Linked DNA regions of Mus musculus: regions 1, 2 and 4 are each linked to region 3. The links are chromatin loops, found by intact Hi-C in ENCODE. Cell type or tissue: heart. All regions are shown on one strand.

Evidence for each region. A loop is a pair of places that touch in the nucleus more often than their neighbours do. Peaks named below come from ENCODE experiments on the same cell type or tissue, not always from the same donor. Only the 100,000 strongest peaks of a DNase experiment are listed, where the experiment ranks them.
Region 1: it touches region 3 in a loop (5-fold over the local background); 3 of 42 quality-filtered maps call a loop at or near these places.
Region 2: a loop joins it to region 3, with 10 times the contacts of the local background. A loop is called at or near these places in 6 of 42 quality-filtered maps.
Region 4: it touches region 3 in a loop (4-fold over the local background); 3 of 42 quality-filtered maps call a loop at or near these places.

The regions. Positions count from the first base shown.
Region 1 is chr3:10,210,506-10,218,505 of GRCm38, reverse strand. No RefSeq gene overlaps it. Among named protein-coding and RNA genes, the nearest start is that of Fabp4, 5.9 kb to the right of the region's middle. In heart, a CTCF peak has its summit at 4,701; DNase peaks (open chromatin) are centred at 1,985, 4,575 and 6,805.
Region 2 is chr3:10,141,425-10,149,424 of GRCm38, reverse strand. No RefSeq gene overlaps it. Among named protein-coding and RNA genes, the nearest start is that of Pmp2, 38 kb to the left of the region's middle. In heart, a CTCF peak has its summit at 3,807; DNase peaks (open chromatin) are centred at 2,534, 3,144, 3,814 and 6,134; H3K27ac peaks cover 1,416 bases.
Region 3 is chr3:10,092,003-10,100,002 of GRCm38, reverse strand. It overlaps the pseudogene Gm9833. Among named protein-coding and RNA genes, the nearest start is that of Gm33365, 32 kb to the right of the region's middle. In heart, no CTCF peak of the experiment used is centred here; DNase peaks (open chromatin) are centred at 4,742 and 7,282.
Region 4 is chr3:10,200,268-10,208,267 of GRCm38, reverse strand. It overlaps Fabp4 (fatty acid binding protein 4, adipocyte), which reads left to right. Exons shown (of 4, transcript NM_024406.3): 2 at 2,146-2,318; 3 at 2,926-3,027; 4 at 3,698-3,926. The coding sequence ends at 3,748. Among named protein-coding and RNA genes, the nearest start is that of Fabp4, 4.3 kb to the left of the region's middle. In heart, no CTCF peak of the experiment used is centred here; DNase peaks (open chromatin) are centred at 2,267 and 3,287.

The sequences.
Region 1 (8,000 bases), 120 kb before region 3:
GTTTGTTTGAATGGTTGGCTGAGGTGTTTATCAAAAGATGGCCTACTGGAAATGACTTGGAGATGCCTGATATTTCGTGGCTTAGTGTTGATGAAGGGATTTTAAGACTTAGGGAAATTGCAATGCTAGAGTGGATATATTGTGTAAAGCATAATTGTCCACAATGGGAAGGTCCAGAAGATATGCCCTTCACCAGCTCTATAAGACGCAAATTGGTGAGAGGGGCACCAGCACATTTGTAGGGTTTTGTTCTTTCCCTTTTCCTTGTGCCAGATCTTTTTTTTTTTTAATTTCAGTTATTTATTTTATTTTTTTTCCATTTTTTATTAGGTATTTAGCTCATTTACATTTCCAATGCTATACCAAAAGTCCCCCATACCCACCCACCCCCACTCCCCTACCCACCCACTTCCCCTTTTTGGCCCTGGCGTTCCCCTGTACTGGGGCATATAAAGTTTGCGTGTCCAATGGGCCTCTCTTTCCAGTGATGGCCGACTAGGCCATCTTTTGATACATATGCAGCTAGAGTCAAGAGCTCCGGGGTACTGGTTAGTTCATAATATTGTTCCACCTATAGGGTTGCAGATCCCTTTAGCTCCTTGGGTACTTTCTCTAGCTCCTCCATTGGGAGCCCTGTGATCCACCCATTAGCTGACTGTGAGCATCCACTTCTGTGTTTGCTAGGCCCCGGCATAGTCTCACAAGAGACAGCTACATCTGGGTCCTTTCGATAAAATCTTGCTTGTGTATGCAATGGTGTCAGTGTTTGGATGCTGATTATGGGGTGGATCCCTGGATATGGCACCAGATCTTAGCATTGGAGATGCTTCTGCTCAATTAGATGAATTAAATTCACTAGGTTTAGTTGGATTCCTAGGTAACAAGGGCCAGGTGGCAGCATTGAATCGCCGGAGACAAGGTGATCCAAGTTATTATAATGGACAGCATAGACAAAAGAATGTTTATAATAACATGCCCAGTAATGGTCAGCACAGGAGAGGTGAAATTTATAATGGCATGACTCGCTTGGACCTTTGGTACTGGCTAATCAATCATGGTGTTTCTAGGAATGAAATACATAGGAAGCCTACTGCATATTTGTTTGATCTGTATAAGCAGAAAAATTCTCAAACAAATGAAAGAAAGGCTACATTAGATTGTGGTAAACAGCAATCTCGGCCAGTGAATCAATTTCCAGATTTGAGCCAGTTTGCAGATCTGGAACCCCTTGAATGAAGGGGTGGCCAGGTTCCGCTGAGAAAGGATCTTGATAAGACACCCAAAGGTTTTGCTGTTACCCTTTCTCCAGTTCTTCCCCAGAGGGACCTACGGTCTTTTACAAGGGTAACTGTACACTGGGGAAAAGGAAATAATCAGACTTCAGGGGTCTGCTGGATACTGGTTCTGAGTTGACATTGATCCCAGGAGATCCCAAGAAACATTGTGACTCTAGAAAACCCTGACTAATACACCCATACAGCTTCATATGCCTTCTAATTAAAAAATTTTAATCTCCCATTTTAAAATCATAGCTCAAGGCAGCTATTCACTAATCAAAATAATGTACATTTGAAAAAGAATGTCTACACACTATGGTTTGATGTTTCTGGTATATTTGCCGCAACCAAACACCAATGCCGTACTATACTTTGTTATAAACACCTTTTTAAAAGAAGACAATCTGTGAACTTGAATACAAAAAATGGAGATGGGAACTGAGGGGTGTCTCACTGACTTGACTTAAAATAGTCCCTGTTCTCAGAAGTATGTCAAAGGACACAGGAAGAAAAAAAAAGAAGGAAAGAAAGACATGTATCATCTCGCGAGGACGGTGTCCCTGGGAATGATTTGTGAGAAAGCAGGAATGCTATTTGTATAGCTTGGCAAGGCAAGTAGGGAAAAGAGCAGGAGCTGGGACAGCAGCTTCAGCTTCCACGCTCTAAGGAAACCAGCCATGGGGGGTGGGGGTGGGGGTGGGGGTGGGGGTGGGGGTGGGGGTGGGGGTGGGGGTGGCTGTGTGGAGATTGCTTCAGCATCCGACCAAGCTTGTGCTCATAGATCAGTCTGTCAGCGCTGGGAAAGGATGCTGGCGCTTCCCTTGACTCACCCAAGAGAGGAAAAAACCCACATTTTATAAAAACATGTTCCCGTTGTAGCAAAGGGTAAGAAACAGGCCTGCACAGAGGACGTTTCCTTGGGCTGCTACTCTTTCCTCTGAGAACGAAAGAAATGCTACACAGTAAGGCAATACAGTGGGACTGCTGGCCCCCTCTCCCAGTCCAATGTAAATGTATTCTAAAGAATAGTTTAAAACAGTATAAGTGTCAAAATTATAGTTAAATATCAATGAGTATTTGAAAAACACTGACTTCAATATACAAATGAGTTTGCAAATGGTATTTTTTTTTAACCAAATGCTTTAAATGATTTTTTTTTCCAGAAAAAAAGGTGGGACAAACAAAATTCCTAATCAACTTATAGCAAATGATGCCTAGCTCTTAGCACACATTTGACAATGAACGGTTGATTCGGATGTTATAAAGAGGTGGGCTGATTTCGCCTTAGATGTGACTCCATGGTGATTTCTGTTAGCAATATGTTAGACATTGACTACCTCTTATCTAACTCTTATCTAAAATGTGTGGGTGTGATGGTGCAGGTGTCTGATCCCAGCCATCACTCAGGAAGCAGAAGCAGGCTGTTCTAGGTAAATTCAAGGCCAGCCTGATCTACATAGTTTTAGAATAGCCAGAGCTTTATAGTGAGACACGCAAAATAAATGAATAAATAAAATTTCTGGAATCAGAAGTACTTCAGAGATTGGATTTTGGGAGTGGAGTCAATGTTTGCTTCATAGTAAACAATGAGCTCTCAGGAGAGTGGGATGGAAGTCTAAGGAGAAAGTGTGTTCCCAATGCATGTATATCTCCCACACAGAACCCGAAGGGAACTTTGTAGGACAGTTTTGAAGGTGCCAGGCCCATGCAGGCTGTGTGAGCTGCTACATGAGGTGGTGGTTATGTGATTTCCACCTGTGGAGTCACACTGGCACTGAGAAAACTTTGCAATGGTAATATTTTAGATGTTGAAATGTGAGAATAGAGAACCCCAGCCTATGAGAGCAGTTTTTAATAGATATTACCAAAGACGTTTGATAGTGATTATGTTTCTTGATAGGTCTGTGGAGAATGCCTGAAACCTCTGGAAAGGCAAACACATTCTTCTTGGTTCATCGCACATTGCTTCACACACTGCTGGTCTTAGGCTTCTTGGTGTGTACAGCATAGGAAGGGGGTGTCATAAAGGTGGCCTGGGATTGGTGGATTTTTTGGCCCGATCTTGGAGCAAGCTCAGGAATTGGTAGGATTTTGTGGCTTCAGCTTGGCCACCTGACTTGAGGGTATGGAAACCACTGCTATATCAGTTAGGGTCGTCTACGGGTGGGGCCTGGCCAGTCATACCTTAAGGGGCTTACACATCTGCTGGGATAGCCAGAGACACTGCTATTTTTGAAAGCATTTCAAACATCCCCATTTGGGGCCTGGAGATGTAACTAAATGCTGAAGTATTTTCTCAGCCTGTACAGGGTCCTAGCTCAGTCATTACAGATGATGTACCTTGCCGAGGTGTCAGGATATCTATGTCTGTATCTTTCCCATCACTCAGGACGAGGCTATGGTTAACATAGTGCTATCTCCTGGGACAAATATTGTTTCTCCTTATTACAAGGTGAAGACTGACTTAGTCTTGAACACGGCACAGCAAATGGACAAGTTCTGAGTAACGTCCCCAACCTTGGGGGAAAATAACTCTTATTCTGATTCATGCCCATCCTGACAATTTGTTGTGTATTTCATTAATTTCTTGAAGTTGTTCTCAAGATGTGAAGAATGTCCTCTCACGCCGCAGTCACCAGTGCAGAGAACCCAGTCCTCTGAAAGTCTAAGACCACAGAGATTGTTCAAGCATGGGTATTTTGGGTCAGGAAAAATTTCCAATTCTTCCCAGCGCAGGCTTCCCAAGGGTGTGATATTTCTTCTGGGTCGATGTGCCTACTATACCGTGCCGCTTGCCCCATGTGAACTGGAGTTGAGCTAGCAACCTGCTAACGAACTTGACCATTCAGGAGGCTAATTTAAATGGTAGCCATCAAATGCGGCATTCCAGTTCTACAGCTGAGGAAGGGGAGTGTTGTCGATATCAATCAGCCAGCTAAGGTTTGCAAGCTCGTGAGCAGGGGAAAGAATTTCAGCGCGTCTAACCCCAGGGTTTGAGGATCTTTCTAGCCTGTGATGTGATTTATAATACAATTAACAAAATATGTCACAGGCATCTTATCACCCACTGACTGTAAATGTGAATGCAATGGCACTTCTAGTGTATTGGTGTCTTTAGAGAACAGAATTCCCAGCAGGAATCAGGTAGCTGGAGAATCGCACAGAGCCATGCGGATTCTTGGCAAGCCATGCGACAAAGGCAGAAATGCACATTTCACCCAGAGAGAAGGGATTGTAGTCAGCAGGAAGTCACCACCCAGAGAGCAAATGGAGTTCCCAGATGCCTGACATTTGCCTTCTTACTGGATCAGAGTTCACTAGTGGAAGTGTCACAGCCCAAACACTCCCCCAAAGGCTCAGCCCTTCCTTGCCTTGTAACAATCAAGCCGCTCCTGGATGAACTGCTCCGCCCTCTGTCTCTTTGGCAGGGTTGGAGCCCACTGTGGCCTGAGCGACTTCTATGGCTCCCTTTCTGTGATTTTCATGGTTTCTGAGCTCTTTTCCCCCGCTTTATGATTTTCTCTTTTTGTCTCTCTCTTGCTAAACCTCCTTCGTATATGCCCTCTCAGGTTTCATTTCTGAATCATCTACTGTGAACTATTCCCATTGTTTGCCAGAAGCCCCCTGGTTCTTCCTTCTAGAAGTTCAGGCCAGGAGTCAGAACCATAACCACCCACCACAACTGTAATGGACAAAAAAATGAAGTGAAACCCTTGGTCTTTAAGTCCAGTCCTAGGCTACACCCTGTAAGGCTGGTGATTAAATACATTTTACTTACTCAGTTCCCGTTTCTGAAAGCAGGGGCTCAGGTTAAAGCAAGTGGGGGACTCAGAGTGTCTAAGATTACAGGCAGAGTGGTTCCAGTGTCTGTTTCTAGCCTTTCTCTGGAAACCCACACAAGCTGTTTCTCCTACTAGAATGCCACCGTTTACATAGTGGTGGCCTGATTTCTACTTTCAGAACCCTTGAGCAGTTTCTGTATGCCATGCCCTTGCTGCGCGCCCACTGATAAAAGCTCTGTGAACTGGTTTCTCAGAGCATCCCGTGGTTCTTAAGATCTTTTCTGCTTTGTTGTGTTTTGATTTTGGTTTTGGTTTTTATCAGGATGGGGTTTCTCTGGCTGTCTTGTAACTCTGTAGACTAGGCTGGCCTCTAACTCAAGACCTGAATGCACCTGCTTCAAATACATGGCCACCTTCCGACTGGTTCTTAAGATCTTTATGACCCGATAGTGATCTCTGCAGCCCTAACCCTTCTGTCTTAGATATATTTAAGACATTAGATATCTTCAAATGCTATGCCTGTCCTGGCTCAGCTCTGAGATTCCGAGATATGTCCTCAGCCCCATATCCGAAGGCAAAGCCAGGCTGCTCCCATTGTAGTCCTTTTCTCCCTGGCTCTGAGGAAATACTCAGCCTGCTGTGTCTGATTTTTTTGCTTGTTTGTTTTTGTTTATTTGTTGTCTGGCTCTTTTTAAAATTTTAACACAGAACATCTTTTTTTTTTTTTTTTTTTTTTTTGTATCTGCACATCACTATGTACCAAGCACAACTGGCACTTACTAGGGATTTAATGTCTTTTTTTGTATTTAGGTCTATTTGTAGAAAGTAAGTTATATATGTACTCAGGCTTAAAAATATATAAGATGCAAGCAGTTGAGATGGTGAAAGTAATAAGACACAAACAGAGCAAATGTGAAGTGTGTGTTTGTGTGTGTTTTTGTGTGTGTGTGTGTGTGGGTGTGTGGGTGCACACACATGTGCTTATGCTCATGCATGTGTGCTTGTACGTGGTTGCATATCTGCCCTCATGGAGATATGTGTGTGTGTGTGTGTGTGTGTGTGTGTGTGTGTGTGTTGGCAGGGGGGTTACATGGTGCAGCTGGCCTGCTGGTAAGTTCTTCTCTGCTTTTTTCTGGTAGAGTGTCACCTTTGCTTCCACTTAATTCCTGATGGGTTTGCTTTATGAAATGAAGACAAAGTAGGTCACAGTTTATCTGCAGAAAGCACTTTGAGGTCCCCTCCCCCACCGTGGGTCCCTGCTTGCACACCCTGAGCTATGTGTGAAGAGGTTCTTTTATGAGCAAGAAGGCAAATGAAGAAGTTATCTAAGAGCCTTCAAAGCACTCTCAGTCTGTCTTTACCTGAGGCAGAGTCTGTGGCTTACTCATTCTTTGCTAAACGGTTGCCATCTTGAGATCAAGGAGTCAGTGCTTAGTCATCGGAACCATGCATGTAAAGAAGAACATACTGGCCTAGCTGGACAGGGGACCTAGGACAGTCCTGGTAAGTGACCTCATCAGGGAGAGAAGGAAAAAAAATGTGCCTGCATTTCCTGTTCAGGGCTCACCTTACAGTTGCCAGCAAGCACCCGAATGCACTTAGAAAGCAGCATTAACAAAGTAAGTTTGCCTCCAATAAAAGGGGATCCTGGATGTGAACCCTCACCTTAGCTGGCCTGTACAAGCTGGAAGCTCTCCCTGCCAACGGGGCTCCGTCGTTACTCTTCATTATCTAGAGTGGGGTCTGTTTCCTCACTAATTAAAAATTGTCAGAAATGATATTCTCATTTCCTCCGAAAGAAGTAAACACAGGCAAAGGTTAGAAGGATGCATTCCACAGAAACGGCCCATTGAGGAGCAAAGTGCAAGGCAAACAGCCTGGACCAGAGGGCCTGCCCTGTCAGCCCTGAGATTCTGAGATGTGACCTCAGCCCCACATCCCCACAGCCAAGCCAGGCTGTTCCCACTGCAGACCCTTCCCCTCCTCCAGCTTTCAGGCTGTTCCCACTGCAGACCCTTCCCCTCCTCCAGCTTTCAGGCTGTTCCCACTGCAGACCCTTCCCCTCCTCCAGCTTTCAGGCTGTTCCCACTGCAGACCCTTCCCCTCCTCCAGCTTTCAGGCTGTTCCCATTGCAGACCCTTCCCCACGGCTCTGAGGAAGTACTCAGCCAGCTGTGTCTGTGTGGCTGTTGTTGGGCATCCCAGGTTCTTTTGTAACTTTTAATTTGGAGACACACTCATTGCTAAATTAGCTAGGATGGCCTTGGACTCACTCTGTGGCTCAGGAGAGCAGCGAACTTAGGGGATTCTCCTGGCTCAGCCTCCTGTGGTGTTTCTTTGTTTGTTTTTGTTTTTACTTTGCTTTAACAGGACCCTCAGGAGCCTGGTCTGTTAAGATTCCCTTGGTATATCTTATGGGATATCCGATTGTATCTCATAGTGAATGAATCTGGCTAAAAGTTACTGCCTGACGGTTGGTCTTTGCTTACTAGGAACAAACTCACACGTTTGCCCTGATTTACAGATACCCCCCATGGCCATAGTTGAGTGAAATTAACTGCACATGGCACTAAGCCAGCCATCTTGTAGTTCCTCGGTTCCCCAGTGTTGTGGCGGTTGTCATCTATCTTCAGCTGACAATTCCTTTGTTCTGGAAGGCCCTTCTGGTGTCATGTCAGCTTACATTGTGCGGATGCTCTGGACAGTGGGTCCCTAACTGTCCCCTGTACACCGTCTTTCCCAGTGTGGGAAACATGTTCCTTGCTCCGTGGATCCCCAGTGGTCAGCCTGTGCCTAAGGCATGTGTGAATAAACGGGTGGACTTGGTGTCACTGTGCTGCGCTACCAGTTCCAAGAGAAACAGAGCACAGAGCACAGAGCACATGTGAAATTCTAGCAACCACATTAGAAAAGTAAAAACAAACAAACAAGCAAATAAAAAC
Region 2 (8,000 bases), 49 kb before region 3:
ACTGAGGAGTACTGAATGGCTGAGAAGCACCTGAAAAAATATTAACCATCCTTAATCATCAAGGAAATGCAAATCAAAACAACCCTGAGATTCCACCTCATACCAGTTAGCATGGCTAAGATCAAAAATTCAGGTGACAGCAGATGCTGACGAAGATGTGGAGAAATAGCTTGCAATCCCAGCAATGGTGGGATTGCAAGCTTGTACAACCACTCTGGAAGTCAGTCTGTTGGTTCCTCAGAAAACTGGACATAGTACTACCAGAGGATCCAGCAATAACTCTCCTGGGCATATATCCAGAAGATGTCCCAACCGGTAAGAAGGACACATGCTCCACTATGTTCATAGCAGCCTTATTTATAATAGCCAGAAGCTGGAAAGAACCCAGATGTCCCTCAACAGAGGAATGGATACAGAAAACGTGGTACATTTACACAATGGAGTACTAATCAGCTATTAAAAACAATGAATTTATGAAATTCTTAGGCAAATGGATGGATCTGGAGGGTATCATCCTGAGTGAGGTAACCCAATTACAAAAGAACTCACATGACATGCACTCACTGATAAGTAGATATTAGCCCAGAAATTTAGGATACCCAAGATACAATTTGCAAAACACATGAAACTCAAGAAGAAGGAAGACCAACGTATGGATACTTCATCCCTCCTGAGAATGGGGAACAAAATACCCATGTAAGGAGTTACAGAGACAAAGTTTGGAGATGAGATGGAAGGAAGGACTATGCAGAGACTGCCCCACTTGGGGATCCATCCCATAAACAGCCACAAAATACCAGACACTATTGTATATGCCAGCAAAATTTTGCTGACAGGACCCTGATATAGCTGTCTCTTGTGAGGCTATGCCAGTGTCTGGCAAATACAGAAGTAGATTCTCACAGTCATCTATTGGATGGAACACAGGGCCCCCAATAGAGGAGCTAGAGAAAGTACCCAAAGAGCTGAAGGGGTCTGTAACCCTATAGGAGGAACAACAATATGAACTAACCAGTAACCCCAGAGCTCGTGTCTCTAGCTGCATATGTAGCAGAAGATGGCCTAATCGGCCATCATTGGGAGGAGAGGCCCTTGGTCTTGCAAAGATTATATGCCCCAATACAGGGGAATGCCAGGGCCAGGAAGAGGGAGTGTGTGGGTTGGGGAGCAGGGAGAGGGAGGGTATAGGGGACTTTCGGGATAGCATTTGAATTGTAAATGAAGAAAATATCTAATTAAAAAAACTTTAAATAAAAAAGTCTCTGGTTTCTTTATTAAGTTAGTCATCAGGGTCCAATAGGACAAGCTGATTTTCTGAATAAAATTGGTTTCCTTTCTAAACCTTACTTTGTGCTGTTTATTTCTTAATATCAATACGATACACAGAATCTCTGCATTTGATTTTGCATATATACAAAAATTATTAGTAATTATTTATCATAATTAAGTTTACATGACCTAAATACTTGCTCTATTGTAAATTTTTATGTTGTTCTTTAAATAAAGATAATAAATCTCTGGTGTGTGGTGGTACAAGATTTTATAAACATAGACCTTTCATGTCTTTATTCAGATTATTTTCTCATTTAACTGAAAGATATGATAATGAGATTATTACTTTAGAGTGTTCAATACTATAACACTGGGGGGAGTGGGGAGTGTGAGGTTATAACTGAGACACTCCTATTGGTAAACTACCATTCCTTAATGAATTAAAACCAACTTGAAGAAGCACATCAGGGGATTAAGGTACCAGGAATGTCCATGACTCATTTTTACATTAGAGCTAGGTATTAGGAGGAAGAGCACTGAAAAAAAGACATAGAAGATGGAGGAGAAATCTGAACTGCACCAAGAGGGCTTCATACAGCCCTACACACTACACTATCCTACCCCATCATCTTTAGAGAAAAGGTCAGCTTCCATTTTTGCCTCAAAATGGTACAAATTCCACTGTGTTTCAGTAAACTATGCAGAAGATTACTGACTGTACAATCAATTAAGCTAATTAGCATCTATACTTCACACCAATATGAATCTAATTATCACTTTGCAATCTGTTTGATGTAGCACTGTACCAGATATTAAAAACTGATATTCGGTCTTTATCCCTCAGAGCATAGGTACTCTCAAAGTTTTAAATCTACAATGGCTCTTAACTTTCTGGGCCTAGGAATAGACATGGAGGAGCTGATGAACACTGCGGATTCCTTTTACAGAATGAACGTATGTGGGGAAACACACACACACACACACACACACACACACACACACACACACACACACATACACAGTGTAGCATTGCCTCAACCTTCTTAGTACTGCTTCAGCACTGTCATGGACCCCACTAGCACAGCTAATTCTCCTAAATTACTTCCCACTTTGGGTAATGTGCACTGTGCACACCTAGCAGGCCCTGCTGATCAGATAAGTGGATGCTTCTGCCCATTTCCCCCTTTGCATTCTTGACCATTTGAACAGAGTATCGGGTGGAGCCCACACCCGATAACACTCAGGAAGAAAAATGTCATTTCTGGAACCTTTCCATGACCTAAGACATAATGCAGAACTCAGCAGCTGGTCCTTGGCCAGTGATAATCTTAAAAGGAAGCCCAGGCATCGCAATGCTTTTCCTGGAGACAGATAGTGCTGTGTAACTTCTTTACAGTGCCCCACAGTCCTGAGATCTCTTCCTGGGAACAAACACTCATGAAGCATCTTCCTTCTCCTAAAGTTGGAGTAAAATAGAATCTGAACATTTCCCTCACTAAGCGTGAAGGGGGCTGGGGGTAAACCTCAATGGCTAGAGCTGGCCTCACATGCACAAGGCTTTGGCATCCATCCCCAGCAATGAGCAAAACAGTGATTATCTACGGGAAATAAATGTTTCATCTTACATAGGAACTATGCAAAAATAGTTTTGTTGTTGCTGTTTGTTTGTTTGTTTGTTTGTTTTTGTTTTATTTTGTTTGTGCTTGAGAGTATTTCTCTTTCCCTTCTAGAACCTAATTTCCCTTCTAAAGCAGGAATTGGGCCTTCCCTAGGCCAGCCCCTGCGGCTGGCCTTGGCCTTGGTTTTGTCTGCTTCCTCTTCCTAAGTGTTCCAGGATGACCAGTGAGGGACAAGGTACATACAAGGAGAGTTCACCCATCGGCTTTTGGTTTGGTGGCAGTGTCAACAATGTATTTGTTGGGAGAGGCCCTTTGGAGAAGATGGGAAATCTACTTAGCAGCCTTACATGTCAGATGAGCCCTCCTCTCACCAGCCATGTCGGGAGTCTCACAAAGTAAAGAGAAAGGCGTTATAAGTGGTGTCCAGATTGTTCCATTTTCATACTCCTTACAAGAATAAACCTAGGAAGTACAGAGGTAGTTTGGCTAGCTTTTTTTCTACTATTTGAAAAATAAATCAATGCATGTTGTCTTTCCATCAGTGGAACCAGCACACACTTCCTATGTGGTCCTAAGCGTGTTTAAGTCATTAACAATAAGAAACGGGATTACTTCTATTTCTTTTCCCCCTTTAGTGTCACCGCAGTCAGTTTCTGTAGTTTACCCATCCCCTGCCCTCTGTCTTCTGAAGAAACAGCCACAATTCTTCCACTATATAGTCACACCTTCAGCAGCTCCACTCGAAGTCTCAGATGCGGGACAGCTTAATTTTCCAAAGGTGAGGTAACAAAGACTTGACTTGTTTGCCCTTGATGGGGGGAAAACATGTCCTGTGTCACATAAACCCCAGCCGTGTCTCCCTCATGGCTTGCCAGCAGTCACGGGATCACGGGCTGGACCTCTCTGAGTCCACCACCAGGTCCACGGCCACTCTCACTGGACAGAGAACAATGAGCCCTGCAACTGCAAGGTCCACACCTACCCAGCATTTCTTGTTATTGTTTGAAAAGACCAAAAGGAAAAAAAAAAAAAAAAAGAAAGGCCACATGAAGCCTCAGGGCAGGAGGGAGGCTCAGAAGGAACTAGAAGGAAACCCTGCAGGATGTTCCAATCACTCAAACTCTCTGTGCATCCAAATTAGCTCGGAAATGGCCACTGGTTCACAAAAATCTGTTACCACTCTCCTCTTCCTGGCCACAGCCACCCCCACCAGCACCTTTCCTCCTCTCTATTGTTTAGCCATGCTGTCTAATCCGATCCAATCATTCTTTGAAAAAAAATTTTTCGTTTCATCAGGAGGACATAGATGATTAAGCAAGTATTTGACAAGTATCTCTTATCTTCTTATATTCTGCCAAATACGAACTTTCAAAAAAAGAAAGAGAGAGAGAGAGAGAGAAGAAAGAAAGCAGGCCAAAACAAGAAAATCTAAGGGAAAGAGTGACTGCAAGTCTGTTCACATAGGCCTGTCTGCTTCAGGCTGTCCATCCGCCAGCATGTGGGAGTGTCCCACTGCTTTTGCTGATTGAAGACAAGCAGATAAATAACTGTATTTTATGTTTCAGAGCATTCAAGTTTACAAAATCATTTTTACTTTACTCTCTTGATGGCTTCAAAATTAGCTGCAAGAGAAACATGAACTTACAGATTTTAAAACTTGTTTCTGGCTCTTGGGATTTGGATTAATGTCACAATGCTGTTATTGCCTTCAGTTCCTGGATGCTGGTTTCCTAGGCTATGGGATTATAACAGTGCCACCACGTCTAGCTAACTTCATGATTTTATTTATTAAATTTATGACTTGATTTTCTTTAGACTTCTCCAGAATTATTGTTAGATCTACAAATAAAATGAATTTATTTTCATATTTAGCGTATATGTTCCAGTCTTATCAGTTCATAATAATTATGAATGCTAATAAACCAATATCAAACACACTTTCCTTTTTAAATTTTATTTTTGTTATGTATGAATGGAAAAGTATAAGCCCAGGACCTGTAAGACCAAGGTCTCAGCATAAAGGAAAATTATTTGCCTCAGAGGGACAGAGGGCAGGAAATAACAATGATGGGAGATTGAGGAAGAGGGAGAGGGGAAGGGAACAAGGGAGAGGGGGGACAGTATTTGTCCCTAGGACAAATGACTGCCTCTGGATAGAGGAGACAGGCATGGCCTGTAGGAAAATGGCGGGTTATAACAGTAAAAGGGGAAAAGCCCTGTTAAGATGAGGTGTTTAATTTTAATTTGATGTGTTAATTATGTGAGCCAAAGGTGGCTTTTGATTGCTCAACTTCAATGCATTTGAAGCTGGACTTTGGTATTCAGCCTAAGGAGGAGGAAGTGGCCAAATAAGGGAATGGATCTGGTGGCTAGCTTCAGGAATATAATCTAAGGGGCTTTAGCAAGACAGGGGGAATGGAGGAGAAGGGCAAGGCCTGCCAAAGCCATGTTCGCCAGGCTCGAGTGTAAGTGCTTGGAATCAAACGCAGGTCCTCTGGAAGAGCACGACACACTCTTAGCCACAACTCCCTGGCACATTCTTTCTGTATAACCGTAAACATAAACACTTTTGAGCCAACCTCCTGCGGTAGAATGCTGCTAGCGATTTACTGCAGTTGTCCTACCTGCGTAGACACGGCTTTTTATGAACCACCTCAAAGGCAGGCATTACCTGTTATAATGTTCAGCAGAAATGTAGGAACTCAGAAATCGACCGTTCACACAGGTGAGTCGATCATCTTGCTTCTCTGATCAGCTTCATAGGTTTTTCTGGGAGAGTGAAGTCTAGGATGAGACCCAAAACAAATCAGGAGATCCACCTTAAAAATAGCCTGAATCTACGTGATAAAGGTTGCTAGGTTTCTGCCAATATCTGAAGTAATTTCCTTCAATCCAGTATCTGGTTGAACAATTTGTTTCTTTCTTTCTAGTCCCCCCCCCCCCCCCCCCAGGCTTGAATTCTTGCCAGGGGAAGGCTTTTCTCAGCGCCAGAAGTAGACTGGATCCGTTCCTCTCTGTTTCCCCATTGTCTACCAGAAGGGTTCCCAGAAAACAGAGCCGCTAAGAAGTAGCCCAGGAAAAGCTCTGAAGAGCTGACAATGAGCGAGGCCAGAGTGCCGGTGTCAGAATGAAATTGAGAAATTGACCGCCCGCGGGTGAACCACCAGCGTCACTCCTGAGTCTTGGGACACTGCCTCATAAATGTAATCTTGTGGGTGGGGCTGTTTCTAGAGAAAGAGAATGGAAGATGAGCAAAGAAATGGGACGATGATGTGAATCAGGACAGCAAGGGAGGCTGGGATAGACTGTGGAAGTTACAGCCTCCTTAGGGAAGCCCCACTGGACAAGCATGGTGGCCGCTGCCCTGTGTGTCCCTTCGTGCTAAGGCACGCTGACTGCAAACATCCTGTCCCTTCATGTCAGCTGACCTTGGAAGGAAAGGAACAACTGAAATTTTACAACTGTTCCAGCTGGAGAAGATCTTTTAATGGTTTAATGTTTTTCTGATGTGGTTCAATAATGGTTTTCTGCAAATTTTAGAACAACATTGAATTTAGTTACTGCAAGGAATAAATCAAACTAGGAACAAAATTTAGGGCATCGAGGAAGTCAATTAAAAAAAAAAACACAGCACAAGTGATTGGTAAGGTGATGTGAAAGGGTTGAGGGTTCGAGGTCAGCTGGGCTACAGGGCAAGACCTTGTCTCCAAGAGGAGAGAAAAGAGAAGGAGAGGAGAGTAGAAAGTCTAGCAAGAACATTCGCAGCTTGATTTGAGTAATTGTTTCTAGAAACTACAGTAAACAACTGATTTTGATATATAATGTGGAGAGAAGTTATAGAAAAGCTTAAGGTGACTTTTTATAAAGCAGTCATTGGAAAATGAGAATGAAAATTATTTAGAGGGTACAGTGTCCCCAACCTGTACCAACACAGTACATAAGGACAGCATTGAATAGCCGCGTGCTTGGGGAGCAGCACACCATCAGCGTGCTCCTCCCTGAGCAAACGGTGGGTGGACGCACCTTTGCACAGGCACACAAGTTAGGCGAGAGCATTCCCTCCCCGGGGCAAAGCTAGCACTTGCAGAGTGTCCCTGACTGTCCCTTTTGCTGCCCTGAAAGTTTGACTGGTTTGTCTCTCAGTGTCCTGGCCCTCACTATATTCTTTCGGCTCCCTTGCCCCAATCCTCCACTTGCTGGAGCCATTAGAAACCCTGCTTTGCTTTCCTGGCAACTATACTTACATTAGCCCTTTTCCATGATGCCTTTTAAAAACAATTCTTGCTTGCAGTGAATACCTAAGCATCTGAGTTAAGATCCCCAACTCTAAAGCTGGCCTTGGCAGCAAGCGTTGTATTTCTAGCAACCTCCTGGGTGGGGCTCACTGTCCACTAAGTCTAGCTCATCAGTAAGCTTCAGATTCATACTTAAACAAACAAACAAACAAACAAACCCCTAAGAATTAAAAGAAAGAGGGGATGTTGAGCAGGAAGATGGCCCTGGCCATCTGCAGCGGCAGAGGGCTTATCAGGAGCCACCGAGCCTGCGCTAAAGCGCTCTGGACGCTGCTTTTGTTCTGGAAGGTTGCCAAGGGTTTTTCACGCTTCTGTGGCATCTAGTTTCCAGAAGGAACCTGTAAAATGGTAAATAAAATTGCCTGGTGTTGAGCTGCAAGATGGCTCTGTGGGTAAAGGTACCTGCTGCCAAGTTTGATCCTTAGGATTTGATCCCGGGGATCACGTGCTGGGAGGAGTGGCCTGACTCCCTTAAGGTATCCCCTGACCTTCAAACGAGTGCCTGAGCGCATGTGCGCGCGCACGCGCGCGCACACACACACACACACACACACACTCTCAAAATAAGTATATAAAGTGCAATAAAAAAAATTTTTTAAAGAGAGGTACATAGCATTTGAAGAAGAAAACACCCTGTGCTGACTCTGAACTCCCAGACACACCTCCCCCCCATTCCTATCCCTGCCCTGCACACATGCACACAACTACACATGCATATACCCTCATAGACACAGGAAAACACACACAAGAACACATATATACAGCACAAAAAGTATTAATTCCTATAATTCTTGTTGTATTATTACAGGAAACT
Region 3 (8,000 bases):
CCACCACTTGAGCTTGTGGAGCTTCCGCTGCCGATGGGGCTGCCCCATCTGATCTCTGCCTTGCTGGGGGCCTGGACTGAGTTACTCATTTCTGGGCTCAATGTACAATGCTGTATCCTGTTGAGAAAGCATAGGTAGATTTCCATGTTTGTATCACTAAGCTATCAACCCCAGGGCCATCTTAGACTAATGGAATCAAACTGCTGGGACAAAAGTCCTGCTGCCCTGTGGGTCCCACTAATGCCAGAAGGCCTCCCTTCAGCCGCTAACTTCCCAGCAGCTCAAGGACCACAGCCCAGAAATCCTAAGGGAAGATGGATGTCGGCGGTATGGACCGAGCTGCCTTTTAAAACCTGAGGATCCCTGTCTCACAGCACTCAGCAGCCCTCTCTGCTTAGCACACTGATGTTGACCTGTCCTGGATACAAAACAGTGGAAAGAATTTTGTAGCCTTTCTGGATGAGCTTTTCAAGTGGACCCCATCCTGGGGGAGGGGGGGTGTGTGCACGCACAGCAGAAACCAGGGGTGACTTTTCAGTTCGTGGTTAGATTTTCAGTGTCTTGGTTATTAAGTAGATTGTCTTGCCTTCTCTGTAATCCAGATATAACAAGAAAAAATTTCATACCCAGTTAGAAGTGAAATGTGTTCTAATCTCACTTTGGGAAGACGATGTTGAAGGAACAACAGTACTGACTGTGGGACTGGTGGCTTATAAATAGCCCGGCCTGCACCTTAGTGAGGGATGGTAGCTTTCACTGAAAGCTGTCCAGTTTGTGACTGCCAAACTATGGAAAGCTGATAGTGGAGGAAGTAAATAATTGAACAAGTGGTTTGATTCAGGTTCTCATATCTAATATGTTACCAGTTACATTTGTTCTTGGTAAAAGAGAGCAGCAGTCAGCAAGGGATGGCAAGGTGGGCTTTCTGTTGTTTGAGACCGTGCTCTACTGTGGAGCCTTCACTGGCATAGAATTTACTATAGCCCAGGTTAGCCCCAAACTCAAGAGACCTTCCCGCCTCTATCTCCTGAGTGCTGGGATCAAAGGTGTGCACCATCACACCTGGCCTGGATGACCCTGTTGTAATAACTACCTTTGTATTTTCCAGTTTGGGTTGTTTTGCACTTATGTAATGAGATACTTAGGCTTCAGTAACTGACTGACTTTTACATGCATAAACACAAAATATGACATATGAGTGTCCATTTCAGTGTCTGAACCATGTCATTTTATGAAGGTATAATTTTTTCGTCTCAATTTTAGTAGTTTAACATTTGTGCCAAATTTTAAATTAATATTTTTTCCATTAATCAAAATCTAGGGCTGCAATCTGAGAACTGGGAGGCAGAGAGAAACAAGTAGATTTCTGGGACTCTCTCACAACCACCCTGCCTAGCAGGACTGGTAAGATGATAACCAGTGAGAGACCCTGTCTTAGAGAATTAAGAGGATGACATCCTAGGCACAAACCTGAGGTTGACATTTGGCTTCCACATGCAGTTCATTGGAAACTGACAAAATCTACAGGTGATTATTTCTCAATTATGGTAGAAACTGCAATGTTTTCAGGAAATTTATAGCTATTCTGTGCTTGCTTCTGGCTCACTGACCTGCACCCCAGTAACCTTGTCTAAAAACTCAATAGACTTCATTGTATACTTGCTAAGTCAGATTCTCCGACTAAATAACTTTCTAATACTTACATATTTAGAATATATATGTATATATACATGTGAATATATATACATATGAATCCGTTCTTCTTTAACCTTGCAATCTTAAAATATCTACAGTTTCCCCTCTCTTCTTCCTATACTAATATTTCCACATTTTGAACACATTATCTGATTCAGTCTCTTTAGCCACAAATACAACTTTTTGATGATCATCAATAAGTTGACCAAATGGTGGATGGTATTTGATCTCCCCAAAACGTCTCTGTCCATTGAGGCAAATACATCTTCACTCCATTCTGCATTTGTCCACGGAACACCGTGCTTCAGCAGACAGAAGGAAAAGCATACAATGTGCTAAGAAGTGGTGACAGCTGCCAGGCTAACACAGGGAGGAACGCTCAGGAACCCCTCTGCGCAGTTGTCCAATGCATTTAACTGTCAAAAGGGTTTAAAAGGCCAACAAACCAAGTACAGCTTATGACAGAGGAGCACACAGAGGGCAGCACCACCGCGGTGTTGCTGGAACACCATCAGAAGGCGACAGTTCTCAAACTCCTGGGCACCCAGATGCTGCTGGGAACCTCGAAGACCTGAGAACCAGAGCTGGAGCTGGAGAGCCGGAGCCGGAGCCAGGACCGGGACCGGCGCTGGAGCGGGGTTGTTCTGGCTTATCTCAGGGTGAGTTCCAGGAGTGCAGAGAAAGAAGCCTCCTGAGGGAGACTTAGAAATGAGTGTGTGTGACTTATTCGGGGTGGACCAGAAACTATATACCTTTTGTAAGAAGGAGTGTGCAGGAAGGGAAGTTTTATTGGCTAGACCCTCAGGGCCCATCTAAATATCTCGCTAGCATGCAGAACTCTGGACTTCTATGTCATATGACCAGCTGTCATGGTTCTCAGTGTGGGGTGTTGTGGTCACATGCTCCAGTACAGGAACCTGGTTGGGAACAGAGTCAAACACCTACTGCTCTCAATTATACGAGAATTGCTGGGGTTCCTTATTCTGTTGAACCTTAGCACGGTTTTTTTTTTTTTTTTTTTTTTTTTTTTGGTCTGGTGACACAGTTCCACTTACCCCACATACGTGCACCCACTCCATCAGGTCCTCTTCTGCACAGTCTAAGCTCTCGGGCAAGTCTGGTTCTGTACTAAAATGAGTGCCAGCGCATTACAGCGGTGAGAGTTAACACTCGCATGCAGAGCAAGTGTGTGGGGTGGTGGGAAACCCAGGCTCATATTTTACGTCTGAAATGTAGATTTGCTAATACTGCGTACTGTGGTCTGTCCCCAATATCTGTTCTTCCTTTATTTCAAGCTTTTGATCCTCCCTCCAGCCCTGTTTGGTGTGATCATACGACTATTCTCTTATCAATGAGATGTAGGTAGAAATTTTTTCATTCAGATTCTTCATAAATGAGGTAGAATACCTTTGTGGCTACTCTTTACCTCTTGTTTTGTCTACACCTAGAACACAGTTGTGGTTAAGACACAAGAATAGAGACAGTGTGGTGGACTGAAATAAGACTATGTCCCCCAAGGATACTCTGGACCATGCCTACCAAATCAAAACTTCTTTGTTTACCTCTGGAGTCATAGGAAAGACACAACTCTTAGTTTCTGAGCCACTGGTATCCTAGAGCTCCATGTTAGGCAATAAAATCTGATCTCAAAAATTGTAGATGGGAGAATGAACATAATGGGCCCTACCTGTAATCTCAGCTACTCAGGAGACTGGGATAGGAAGAACACAGTTTAACTCCAGCCTCCACTATGTAGTAAGATACCCATCTAAATCTGATAGGCAACTAATTCAATATATGTAAAGAACTCAAGAAGATGGACTCCAGAAAATCAAATGACCCTATTAAAAAATAGGGTACAGAGCTAAACAAAGAATTCTCAACGGAGGAATACCAAATGGCTGAGAAGCACCTCAAAAAAATGTTCAACATTCTTAATCATGAGGGAAATGCAAATCAAAACAACCCTGAGATCCCACCTCACTCCAGTCAGAATGGCTAAGATCAAAAATTCAGGTGACAGCAGATGCTGGCGAGGATGTGGAGAAAGAGGAACACTCCTCCATTGTTGGTGAGATTGCAAGCTGGTACAACCACTCTGGAAATCAGTCTGGCGGTTCCTCAGAAAATTGGACATAGTATTACTGTAGATATAACAATTCCTCTCCTGGGCATATGCCCAGAAGATGTTCCCACTTGTAATAAGGACACATGCTCCACTATGTTCATAGCAGCCTTATTTATAATAGCCAGAAGCTGGAAACAACCCAGATGCCCCTCAACAGAAGAATGGACGTACATTTGCACAATGGAGTACCCATCTCAAAAACAAATCTATCATCTACATATCTATCTATCCACTCATCAATACATTACAAGCCAAAATACAAATGGGGTTTTGTAAATGGCTTATGTAAAGAGTTCTAGCGTGTTTCTAACTTGCACAGCAAATAGCCCAAGGGCAAGCCTGTCCTTGTACAATCCACCTCTGTGTTCTTATTTGGAGGCATAATTCTGTTCCAGATCCAGAACAGGTCTGTATTCAATGAGATCCTTCATGAGAACAGAGTGCCTATGCAAGATGGCCTCTCCTCGAGTTGGAAGTAGCTTTGGTCCATAGTGTAAAGATGGGGGGGGGGGGGCTGTATCTAACTAAATCATTTTGATGTTAGCAGTAGATACTGTATTGTATCCTCAAAGCAGATAAATATTCAGAAGGCTGTGGAATTTTCCACTACTTGCATATCAGTTTGGCTCTATCCAACTCTTAATGTTGAGCATTGTTTTCCATTTCCTAAACGTATCAGCATCCTCCATTGTTTATATTGATTTCCTTTGTCTACCTACCCCCAAGAGAGTTTTCTGAGAAAAATAGAACAGTGTGCAATGGATTAAAAATCTCTTTTCCTCACAGCCTCCTATTTTTATGTCCCAGGTTGACAGAAAAGGGAAGCTGCATTGAATATTTCAGGATATCCTCTCCTCACTGGGCTTCTTGTTCTTGTATGTAGATGTCACCTTCCCACCTCAGTGCTCTCAGTCCAAGCACAATGCAAATCCCACCTGTCACTGCCCTGCAACCAATCCAGATGTTTTCTTCTTTCTTCTTTTAGGCAACACCATCTCATTTTTGACCTTGCAGCCACAAACAGTAATGTTTCTCCTCTCAATCTTCCATATCACGGTTGTTGTCTTTTTTTAAATGTCACAAGCTTATTTGATGAACTTGGCATAGATTAGCTATCTTGCTTCATTCTGACTTGTATTGGATCATTAGGAATCACAGGTTCAAAATCACTAACAATTAAAGTTTGTTCTGGTTCTGTAATTCTGTACGTGCATTATGTTTATATACAGGAGGATATCAGTTTTTATGATCTTCTACATGTGCAAAGTTTACAAATGAAAGCAAGTTTTATGTTTACCTGACATCTCTGAAAATTACTTTAAAGAAATCCAGGAAGATGTGATTTCTGTTATTTATCCTTAGGTCACTACACCTGCATAGACCAATGACTAGTAAGCCATGCTTCTGGAGAACACTTGGACATCGTAACAGAGATTTCTGTTCCTTTAATCGACACTAGTGGTAGCATAATGTGGAGACAGTAGGACTAGGAATACATAGTTAGCATTGTGTGACCTTGTCTTTAAATCACAATAAATGAAGAATAGAAACAAGAAGTGCTACCTACCAAAGCTTCACAAACAAAACCATGGAGGAAATATGTCTTCGTATAGATGCCTTTTAACATGCATTTATTTACTTAAGAATAAAGCTTTAGCTAGCTGGTATAACTACTGGACAAAGTCCATGTGAAATTCAGTGAAGAGTGCATGAGGAGTGGCAAGTTTTACATAAACAATAGACATTCTTGAAGCCTATGCTGATTGACATCAACTTGAGATTACTAGAGCCAAGAAGCCATTGGATTTTGACTTTGTATTCATAGGGTCCAGGATCTGAGGGGTACATGTTTTCAGCTCTGGTTGGTAATTCCAGCTGAACACAGGTTATATAGCCACAAATATAAATGAAGGAATCAAATAATTAAGCTGAGCCTCACCCTTCATGAGTCCCTCCATACTGCAATGCGTGCCTTTATCTCAGGGATGTTATCCTGTTGATGTTATTTCTTTGATAACAAATGGATTTCATCTTCTGTGTGAAGACTTTCCTGTCTTTTCATCTGGATGAAGATGAGAAATGATTACTTCATAGCTCATAATTTCATTACAGTGAAAACAAATTCATAAATCGTAAAATGTTATAAACTGTGTACCTGCTAAGGCATATGCATTTAGAACATTTGAAGTCACTAAAAATCAACAATAAACTAAATTTTTTAAGGAGCAAAAGTTTGAACAAACATTTGTCCAGAGAAAATATATAAATGCTCAATGAGCATGTGCGAAGCTGTTAATCCTTTATCTTTACAGAAATCAAATCAGAATGACCACATCCACTAGAATGGAGACCACCAAAAGCAAGGGCACTAGCAAGTGTTGGAGAGGACAGAGAGAAATGGGAACCGTCACAGAGCAAAATGGTACAGCTTTGGAAAATAACTGGACAGGAGTTGAAGTGTTATCATAAGACTGTCAATCCTACCCTTAAAACTACCTGCAAAAACTAAAACCATATGTCCCCAAACCTGTGTATGAATTCCTATACTGGATTTATCCAGAATAGCCTAAAAATAGAAACAACTGTCTACGACCTTTAAGAGACATATGCACAAACAAATATGATTTGCCTAACCCTCAGACACACAGACATGGAGTCCTTATGTTAGCTACAACACAAAATGAAAGCCAAACACTGTGATTCCATTGTTAGGAAATTCCCAGAATAGGCAAATGAGAGAAAGTAGATTAGAGACAGAGAACAGAAATGTGAGGAGACAGAGGCGTGCTGCCAGGGGCTTGAGAAAGACAGTAACCATTTTCGAAAAGGTTCTGTTCAGGTGTCGTACCATGCTCTGAAAGTACACAGTTGTGAGTGCTACACAACTTGGTGAGTGTATTGGGAGTCTCCAGAAGATAAACTGAAAACGAACCGTACATAAACATAGTTGGACTGGGATGGGACTCATTCAGTAAAGTGTGTGCCCTGCAAACAGACAGATCTGACTGATTCCCCAGAAGCTGTGCTCGCCCGTGAACTCAGCTCTGAGGCAGTAAAGACGGGAGGATCTCTGGAGCTCCCTGGGTAGTTTGTCTAGAGAAATAGCTAAGGTCTAGGTTCATCGAGAAACCTTATCTCAAACTATAAGGTGGGGAGAGATTAAAAAGATATACTGTGTCAACCTGTGACAAATGCACATTCACACAGACATGGAATGTAAACAAGCATATGAACACATATAGAATCTTTCTCTCTCACATACACACACACCCCTCCCTCTCCAATGTCTCCCTAGAGACATTGGCCTGAGAACCTGAGAGGGACATGAGAGGGGTGAGTGGAACGGATGAACCATCTGACAGGTAGACAATCCGGCCAGTCTCAGAATAACGAAGAGGAAGCGTCTCTGGCTCCCTTCCCCTTACGTTGTTAGCTTATTCATTCTTCCTCAGGCTGCACTGGGGCAGGGGAAGTCGCCTGTCAGGGAGAGCATGACTGAGTGTGTACACAACTGCCTGTTGCTTCCAGATGGATCACTGCAGGATGGAAATTCCCCATAATCATTCCAAGCTGGTGGCGACAGCCACAGAAGGTGTCAGGAAATGCAAGAGAAATGGATTTGAAAACTGTTTTTAATAAATATTTAAGGCTCACACAGTGTGTCAGTACAGAAACACTTGTTCCAGTGAGCTCAAACTAAGCTCACCAGCACCTAGCGTGCCACTTACTTATGTCACTACTTTTTACAAATATATGACCAAAGCAACTTTAAGAAGGAAAGGTTTGCTTCGATTTCATTGGAAACTATAGGCCATCATGACAGACGGGGCAGGGCAGCAAGAGCTTGAGGCTGGTTATGTTGCTTCTGATGTCAGGAGTCCAACTTAGGAATGGTGTTGTCCACAGTTAGAGTGAGTCTTGCTATCTCTGTTAATCTAGAAACACACAGGTTTGTTAGGTGTCAAGTCAACAATAAAGTATTAACCACTATACCTGGTCAAAGCATTTCAATTGTGCCCTCCTCCATATGACGATGTACCACTGGGTGCCCTGAGCTAAGCTTAAGCATATACTCCTGAGTTCTACCGTTTGGTAAATAAATCAAGGCACCTTCTTGACATTCTTTCACGCCTAGTGGGGATAACATGATATTCCAGGAAGCAACTGGCACCAGGCT
Region 4 (8,000 bases), 110 kb before region 3:
AAGCTCGTGATCCCTCCAGGTGAACCCGCAAGAAAGAGTCTACAGGACAATCTTTTACTCTCTGTAGAACGACAAGATGTGGCCTTCTTTGCCAAGCTTGCGATTCTGAGGTTCATTTGGCTACTTGCCTGTTTTCAACATCTCCTTTTACATGAAAAATTTGTAATAATTTAAAGAGAAAAATATTCCTTCCGTTTGTTTTTTTTTTTAAAGGATGGGGGCAACTTTTACTTAAAACTGAAGTCATGATATTGCCCCTCTTAGAAAACAAATCATGTTGGAAAATATATTTTAGCAAATTCTTTTCTGTCTCAATGTCAAGGCCTAAGAATGTGTGATTATTTTACAGTTGACAAAAGCTTGGCTTCCGGAGATACTTTCCTTCAAGGACTTAAAGGTTTCTTCGTTGGTTTAGAGTGATATGTGATGTCATAGATTTGTGAGTAATTCAGAAGGAAAGCAGGGCATGCAAAGCACACATAGAACTTGCCCTTCCCACGATATGGGCTCACAACGGTCTATGTCCTGTCAACACTGCCCACAGGCTGCTGTGTGGCCAAACAGCTTTGCCTATCCGTATAGAGGGGCCATCGCCCAGCCAGCGATGTACTTCATCAGGAAGCGTCTGCTTTGAAGCCCTCTCTCCTGACCTCCCCATATTACAGAGTATCTCCGTTAGGACAGACTCCCCTCAACCTGCAAACCTTCCCTCAGTTATACAGTGGGAACTTTTGGTTGTCTGTCAATATTGTTGTCTTGTTTGCAGACAAGAAGAATATCGGGAATTTCAGCATGACTTAGCCCATCGACTGTTTACTGTTCAGTGTGGTAGTTACTATGCACTGAGCCAGAAATACCAGGGCTTGAGACACTTTTAGCTCTTGACCACTTGAAACATTTCATACTGCTACCATTCCTATCTAAATTATAATGACACTACTTAAGTTGTGAGAGACCCATGATTAAAGGCAGTAGATATTTCCTGAGTGGAACTGGCAACCGTAATTAAGGCAGAGTAGGCAGGTATTGGCTTCTGCAGTCAGATAAAAATGAAGACACAAGTGAAGCTGTTATTTGTCCCCGGCACGGTCTCTCTGCAATCATTTCCCAGTGCTGTGTCCCTTTCCTGCGCTGATTGATTGTACAGAATGCTGTGCTGTGTGGCAGAGTGACAATTCAAGGCAGAGACACACCATTTCCTCACTGTGGTACTGTTTAGACAGAGAACTAAGTCGTACCCTCTGCATCATTTATCTTGTGGTGTGGTTGTCTCTCAGTTCATCCTTAGTTCTAGCTTTGGGTCACCTTTTGTCAAAGACATAGCCTTTATTTAAGCATTTGTGTTGAAGGAGTCAGTGCACCCGAGACAGAAGGATTCTGTGTAACATGCCGACAGGGTGACTAAGGTTCTAAGTTGTTCACCCTCCACAGGGAAGCTAAACAAACAAAGTTCACAGCTTAAGGGACCGAGATGCAGAGTGTTAGTTTCCAAACTTTTCTATACACTGACATTCTGATTTCCTGAGTTCAGAAGATACTTACCCAGTCTGCTTTACGTTTCCTGATTGTTGAGAATGCGATCACCATTCTAAAAGGACATGAAATGTGAAACAGCATGTTCACTCTACAGAAATTAATCAGACAATTCATTTCATGAGGGAGTAATATGGGAAAGAAGCCTAGAAAATTAAATTTGGCAACAAGTGTTGTGAAATGTGATTTTTGTTCACTCAAAAATAGATGACCTTTTAACACAATAACTCTAAGTGAGGCCTGGCCTTTGACTTAGATTTTAAAAAAAAAAAAAACTTTTAGTAATTAAGAAAGAATAAAATGGTCAAACTGCCTCAATCACAAATAGAAAATAGAGATAATATACATACACTTATTATTAGCATATTATAATAAATATAGACATACAGACCTATATAAAACACATAGACATCGAGATATGAAGATTTAATCTCTTAATACATTCTTGTTGAAATTAAGGACTTATCTGAAGGAGTGTAGTTAGCAGACAGGCACAGTAAATCTGGATGGATGACAGGTTCTGAGAGCATCAAAGGAGCCTCCGGCACCCTGGTGTCTTCTTCATCACACACACAAATGTTAGCTTTACATGCGTTCTCTTTCTCCCTGTAGGAGTGGGCTTTGCCACAAGGAAAGTGGCAGGCATGGCCAAGCCCAACATGATCATCAGCGTAAATGGGGATTTGGTCACCATCCGGTCAGAGAGTACTTTTAAAAACACCGAGATTTCCTTCAAACTGGGCGTGGAATTCGATGAAATCACCGCAGACGACAGGAAGGTGAAGGTGAGGAACAAGGAGCTGATGCAGAGTGAGGGGGGCCAGGCTTCTATTCCACGGCCTGCAGGAAGCGACTTCAGCTCAAGGGGAAGGACAAAAGCTTCCCTTGGTGGACTGACAGCCTCGGAGCTCCCATACCTAACCCAGCTCCGTCAGTGCGCAGAGGGCGCATTTCCTCTTGCTCTTAAGCTGTCCCGATATTCACAATGATTAGCATGTTTTATGAGTCATACAGTAGTGCATGTGGAGTAAATTCGAGCAGTAAAACGTTAGGGGAAGTTTATAAAAGCGAGGCTGAAAGCAAGAAACCCACCATAACATTACCGTGCCCACCTGCATGTGTCTGCCATCTAACTTCTTTCACAGTATATCCTTTTTTTCAAAAACCAATTCTATTTTCGGTTTCTATTCCGAATATATAAGTAGATATACATATACATGAGTTCTACATTATTTTTTCAAGATGTGTTTCTCTTTATACCTTCTTGCTGGATTATGTTCTTGTCCTGTAGAGTTACTGAGAACATCAGAATAGTCCTTTGGACCCAGGTTCCATGTTTTTCAGTCTTGACCTCCATGTGCAAACTGCAGTCTCTTTTCACTGTGCCCACAGAGCATCATAACCCTAGATGGCGGGGCCCTGGTGCAGGTGCAGAAGTGGGATGGAAAGTCGACCACAATAAAGAGAAAACGAGATGGTGACAAGCTGGTGGTGGTGAGTTACGCTGCATACTCAGCTATAGAGCCTGAGAACATTACAGAACTCTAGAAACTGCACTTGCTGTGTAGAACAAAAAGGCTCATTTGTACTATATGTTTATTTTGAAGCTGAGGGTTGAATCCTGGTTCTCTCACTTGCTTAAAGTACTCTGCCCCTTCTGAGGTGCACTCTATCCTCCCATACAATCAGGCTCCACCCTCCCATGCAGTCAGGCTCCACCCTCCCATGCAGTCAGGCTCCACCCTCCCATGCAGTCAGGCTCCACCCTCCCATACAGTCAGGCTCCACCCACACACGGTTTCCCCTAGAAAGCAATCCCAGCCTCCTCTCTGGCATCACAGACTGATCATCACGGGACTGTGTTGTGTATTTTGTCTCGTGGCACTCACTTACCGTGCAGATTTTCTAGCTCCCTGAAAGGAGGACCTGAATCTTCCTGGTCTTTGTACCACCCTAAACTACCATACTTGGAGATGAATGAGCAATATAATATAAGATTCCAGAACACATTGTGGGTTTTTTGTTGTTGTTGTTGTTGTTGTTGTTTTGTTTTGGTGTTGTTGTTATTGTTGAATATCATTTCATTTCCAAAACCGAGAGTAAAAAGTTAAATCCATGCTGTTATCTCTCTGATTGACCATGTCAATTTTGTGCCTGTGTCTAGGAATGTGTTATGAAAGGCGTGACTTCCACAAGAGTTTATGAAAGGGCATGAGCCAAAGGAAGAGGCCTGGATGGAAATTTGCATCAAACACTACAATAGTCAGTCGGATTTATTGTTTTTTTTTAAAGATATGATTTTCCACTAATAAGCAAGCAATTAATTTTTTCTGAAGATGCATTTTATTGGATATGGTTATGTTGATTAAATAAAACCTTTTTAGACTTAGAAAGTTGTGTAATGATACTTTTATTGTGTGTCTAATTTTGTACTTGTAATTGTGAAGATAATAGAACAAATTGCATTACTTTTATTTTGGTTCTGGTACAAATAATATGATCTTTCTTAATAATGCATGATAAAAAAGCCAATGTCCATGAACTTACCAAGTCTGCATACTAAGGTCCGCTGTGGCATACAAGACCTTGGGTAATCCTAGACACAGTGAAATTATTCATCTCCATATGATTAAAGCATGAAGCTTTGTTTCTGCCCTGTCCTGGACTGTTGTAATTCAGCAGTGCATACAATGCTGTAGAAAAGATCTCTGGTCTCCATAGCATTCATGCGTGCATGTGTGTGTGTGTGTGTGTGTGTGTGTGTGTGTGTGTGTGTGTGCGCGCGCGAGTGCGCGAGTGCGTGTGTGCGTGTGTGCATTTCTTACTAAGTAGTCCAGGCTGGTCTTGAATTACAATTCTGCCTCAGCCTCTTGTGCCTTGTGCTGCTAGGGTTATAGGTATGTACTATAATGCTCAGTGTGTCTGAAATTTTTAGTCTAAAACAAATGTTTTAGACTAACGAAAATCCTGAGGCTGTTTATTTATAAAGAAATAAATTTATTTGGCTACCAGTTTTGGAGGCTGAATGCTCAAGAGAGTACAGCCCCAGAGAGTTGGCTGAGCTCCTAGTAGGTGGTGTCATCGGGAAAATGATAAGAGAGAGGGGCAGCAGAGAGGAGCATTCTTGTCATCTGTAACAACGTATTCTTGAGAGACCTAACGTTCCTCTAGCCTTACCTGAGAAGATTCTCACCTGCAAGCCCATCCCGCTCACCTGCAAACCCACACTGACTGAAGGACCTATATGTAAATCCCATCCATTAATGCTCCAGCAAAGGTTTGATTCTGGGCCAGGTCTCAACATTGAGGCTGGCACACAAGCCAGAAATCAGATGGAAAACTAATTATGAAGAGTCAGGAAAACAGTGTGATTAATATGGCCACATTGGTAAAGGCTGGGGGGGGGGGCATTGAGCATCACAGCCCATTTTCAGGTGTATGGATCTGAGCCTCAGCTGTAAACTGAGGGAAAGTTGAGGCAGAGCAAGCATTATACATTACAAAGCCCTCTCTGTCAAGGTGCTCACTGACTGAAAGTGACCTCAGGCCTGGGCCTGCAAGGTGGCTTCAGTCCTTACCAGGAAAGGGACAGTCTGAAAATCCCTATGACTGGATCTGCTTAGGGGGCAGCTTTACTTTCTTTTTCCACACCATCCTAATCAGGGTGATGTCTTCCTAGAGTGATATGCCTGAGAGGCAAAGCTGTTCTTGGAACTCAAGATTACTTTACGCTTATCTCAATGATAGGACACCTCCAGACACTATACCAGGGGATTTGGAGCTAGACATGAAAACTGACAGCTGACTGTCACTGACAACCTTGCCAGAAACACATTAATATTTTAATACTTCTATAGAGAGAGTTGAATAGGAGTCAGACCCAAGGTATAGGGGGTAAATAAAAACGAAGGCAAAAATATCATGTGTCAGGTACGGTGAATCACGCAGGGGTATCTGTGGCATTTGTAGGACACAAGCGAAAAGTCGCTGCTTTTCAGGAAAAGCAGTTCCTAAGACCTTGCTGCAATCTGATAATACTAGATGTAAGTACCCAATTTCCAACATCAACAACAATAAAAATCTCAGGACATGAAAAGAAATGGAAAAAAATTCGTTTAGAAGATGAACTGGAAATCTGGGAGTGGTTGATGAGAATGCATAATGACACACCTGCCACAAGACACGGCACAACTCAAAAAATATAAAACAGAATTACTGTGTGGGTCTGCAGAGCGAAAGAAGGATGGCAAAGGCATCAATAACATTCACAAAATGTCATTAACAATAGCTAAAAGTCAAATGTCCATCAGCAAGTCAAGGAAAGAGCAACATAGACCCACAGCCATACAGGCACATATATGACCACGCACCCATAGCATGTACACACAATAAAATTACTATAGTCAGCCTTATAAAGGAAGGGAAATTTCTGCTCATAGAATAATAATAAGTCTTTTTTATTGAGACATTTTGTAATGTATTTTGATCATGTTTTATCCTTCCCTCAATTCCTCCAGGTCCCCTACCCATAGTTACATTCTTTCCCTCTCTCTCTCTCTCTCTCTCTCTCTCTCTCTCTCTCTCTCTAACAACAAAACAAACAAGAAACAGAAACAAAAACCCTAGAAACACAAAAATCAAAATAAGCAAAATACAATAAGATTAAAAATAATAATTACCATTGGGTTCATTTTATGTTGGCCAACCATACCTAGGTATGGACTGTGCACTCAAGTGTGTTTCATAAACCTACACAGTGAGACTCCAGTGGAGAAAACTGATTTTCATTTTGCCAGTCAGTATCAACTACAGATAGCTTCTTAATTAGGGTGAGACCTCATGTCCAGTTTCTGTTCTCAGTGCTGGAGCCTTGTCTGGCCTGAAGTTGTTCAGGTCTTGTGTGTGCTGCTGCAGTCTCTGAGCTGGTATGTGCATTGGTCCTGTTGTGTCTGGACAACACAGTTCCCATGGAGCTGCCCATCACTCCAGCTCTCACAAACTTCCTGCATCCTCTGCATAGATTCCTGGCTGTGAGAGGAGGCCTTCAGCAAAGACATCCCATGTAGGACCGAGCGTTCCAAAGTCTTTCATCCTCTCAACATTGTCCATCTGTTAGTCTCTTGTTAGCTCCCATGTACTGGAAGGAGGAAGCTTTGCTGAAGAGCGCTTTGCGCAGCACTGATCTACATAAATAGCAAACATCCTTATGAGTCATTTTATTGATAAGTCCATTTAGAAGACTAATAACAGTAGGTTTTACCCTAGACTCTTGAATTATGTAGAATAATAGTAGTAGGTTTTTTTTTTTTTTCCTTTAGGCCTATGAATCATCTAGTCTCAAGTTCTTGGCTATTTTAGCAGGGTGTAGATTCCATTTCATGGAGTGTGCCTTAAAATCCAGTTTAAAAAGTGGTTGGTATTGTGCTACTGTGGTGGTATTGTGAATGTATCTTCGCCAAGTCCCAGGGTTTGTAGCTAGGTGATACTGATGATCACCTTTGCCTCTAAGAACCCATAGAATACCTTCCACTGCCATGCATGCCAGCCAAGAGTGGTGAACATTTGAGTTAGGCGCCAGGTCAACCTCTCCATTTCAATGACATAAACAAGTGTTTTCAGCAATGAAGTCTTACCAGCAGTCTGTGGGGTATAACTAATATCCTGTAATGCTTGGACTCTTCAATGGGGTCCTTTTGGCCTAACAAGATGTAACTTGTTCCTGGAACCTGAGCTTTTACTTGGTAGTGTAGGATATCTAGTTGGAGAATCAGCTTCCCTCTTATTTGGAGACTCAATTTCTATTCCTTTTCTATGTGTGTATATGCCAGAAGCTTCTACTGTAGTAGGTTTCTGTATGGCTTTACAAATAACCTTCAGTGCTAGTTGACCCTTTCTATATTCCTTCCTTTATACTGCGTTCCTTCCCCCTCCCTATTTAAAAAAGAAAGGACATTCTGACAGGCTAAAAGTAATAGATGGATTTTAAGGATAGGCTAAGCAAAATAAGCCTGCATAAAAATATGTAATAATATGTGACCCCCCCTCTCTCTCTCTTACACACACTCACACACTCAGAGAGAGAGTCCTTGAAAGAGTAAAAATCATGCAAGCAGTAATGCTTGCGGTTACAATGGAGAACATATTGTTTTGGAGCTATCAAGAATGTGGAGTACCTGCTGATGAAACTTTCTGGCCACCAGAGGAGACAGCTTCTAAAACAGGCCATGTGTGCCACAAGTAGCAGGGCTATGAGTGTAGGGCTGCCGCCTTAAGTCTGTTGGACTTCATATCACAAAACCCTAGATACTGGACATAGAACAACAGGACCTTGTTTTGGTTCAATCATTTTGTGTGTGTGTGTGTGTGTGTGTGTGTGTGTGTCTATTTTGCACATCTTCCCTTTGGAATGACATTGCTTACTTTATACTATTGTATACTGGAAGTAGGTAGTGGTTTATAGCTAAAAC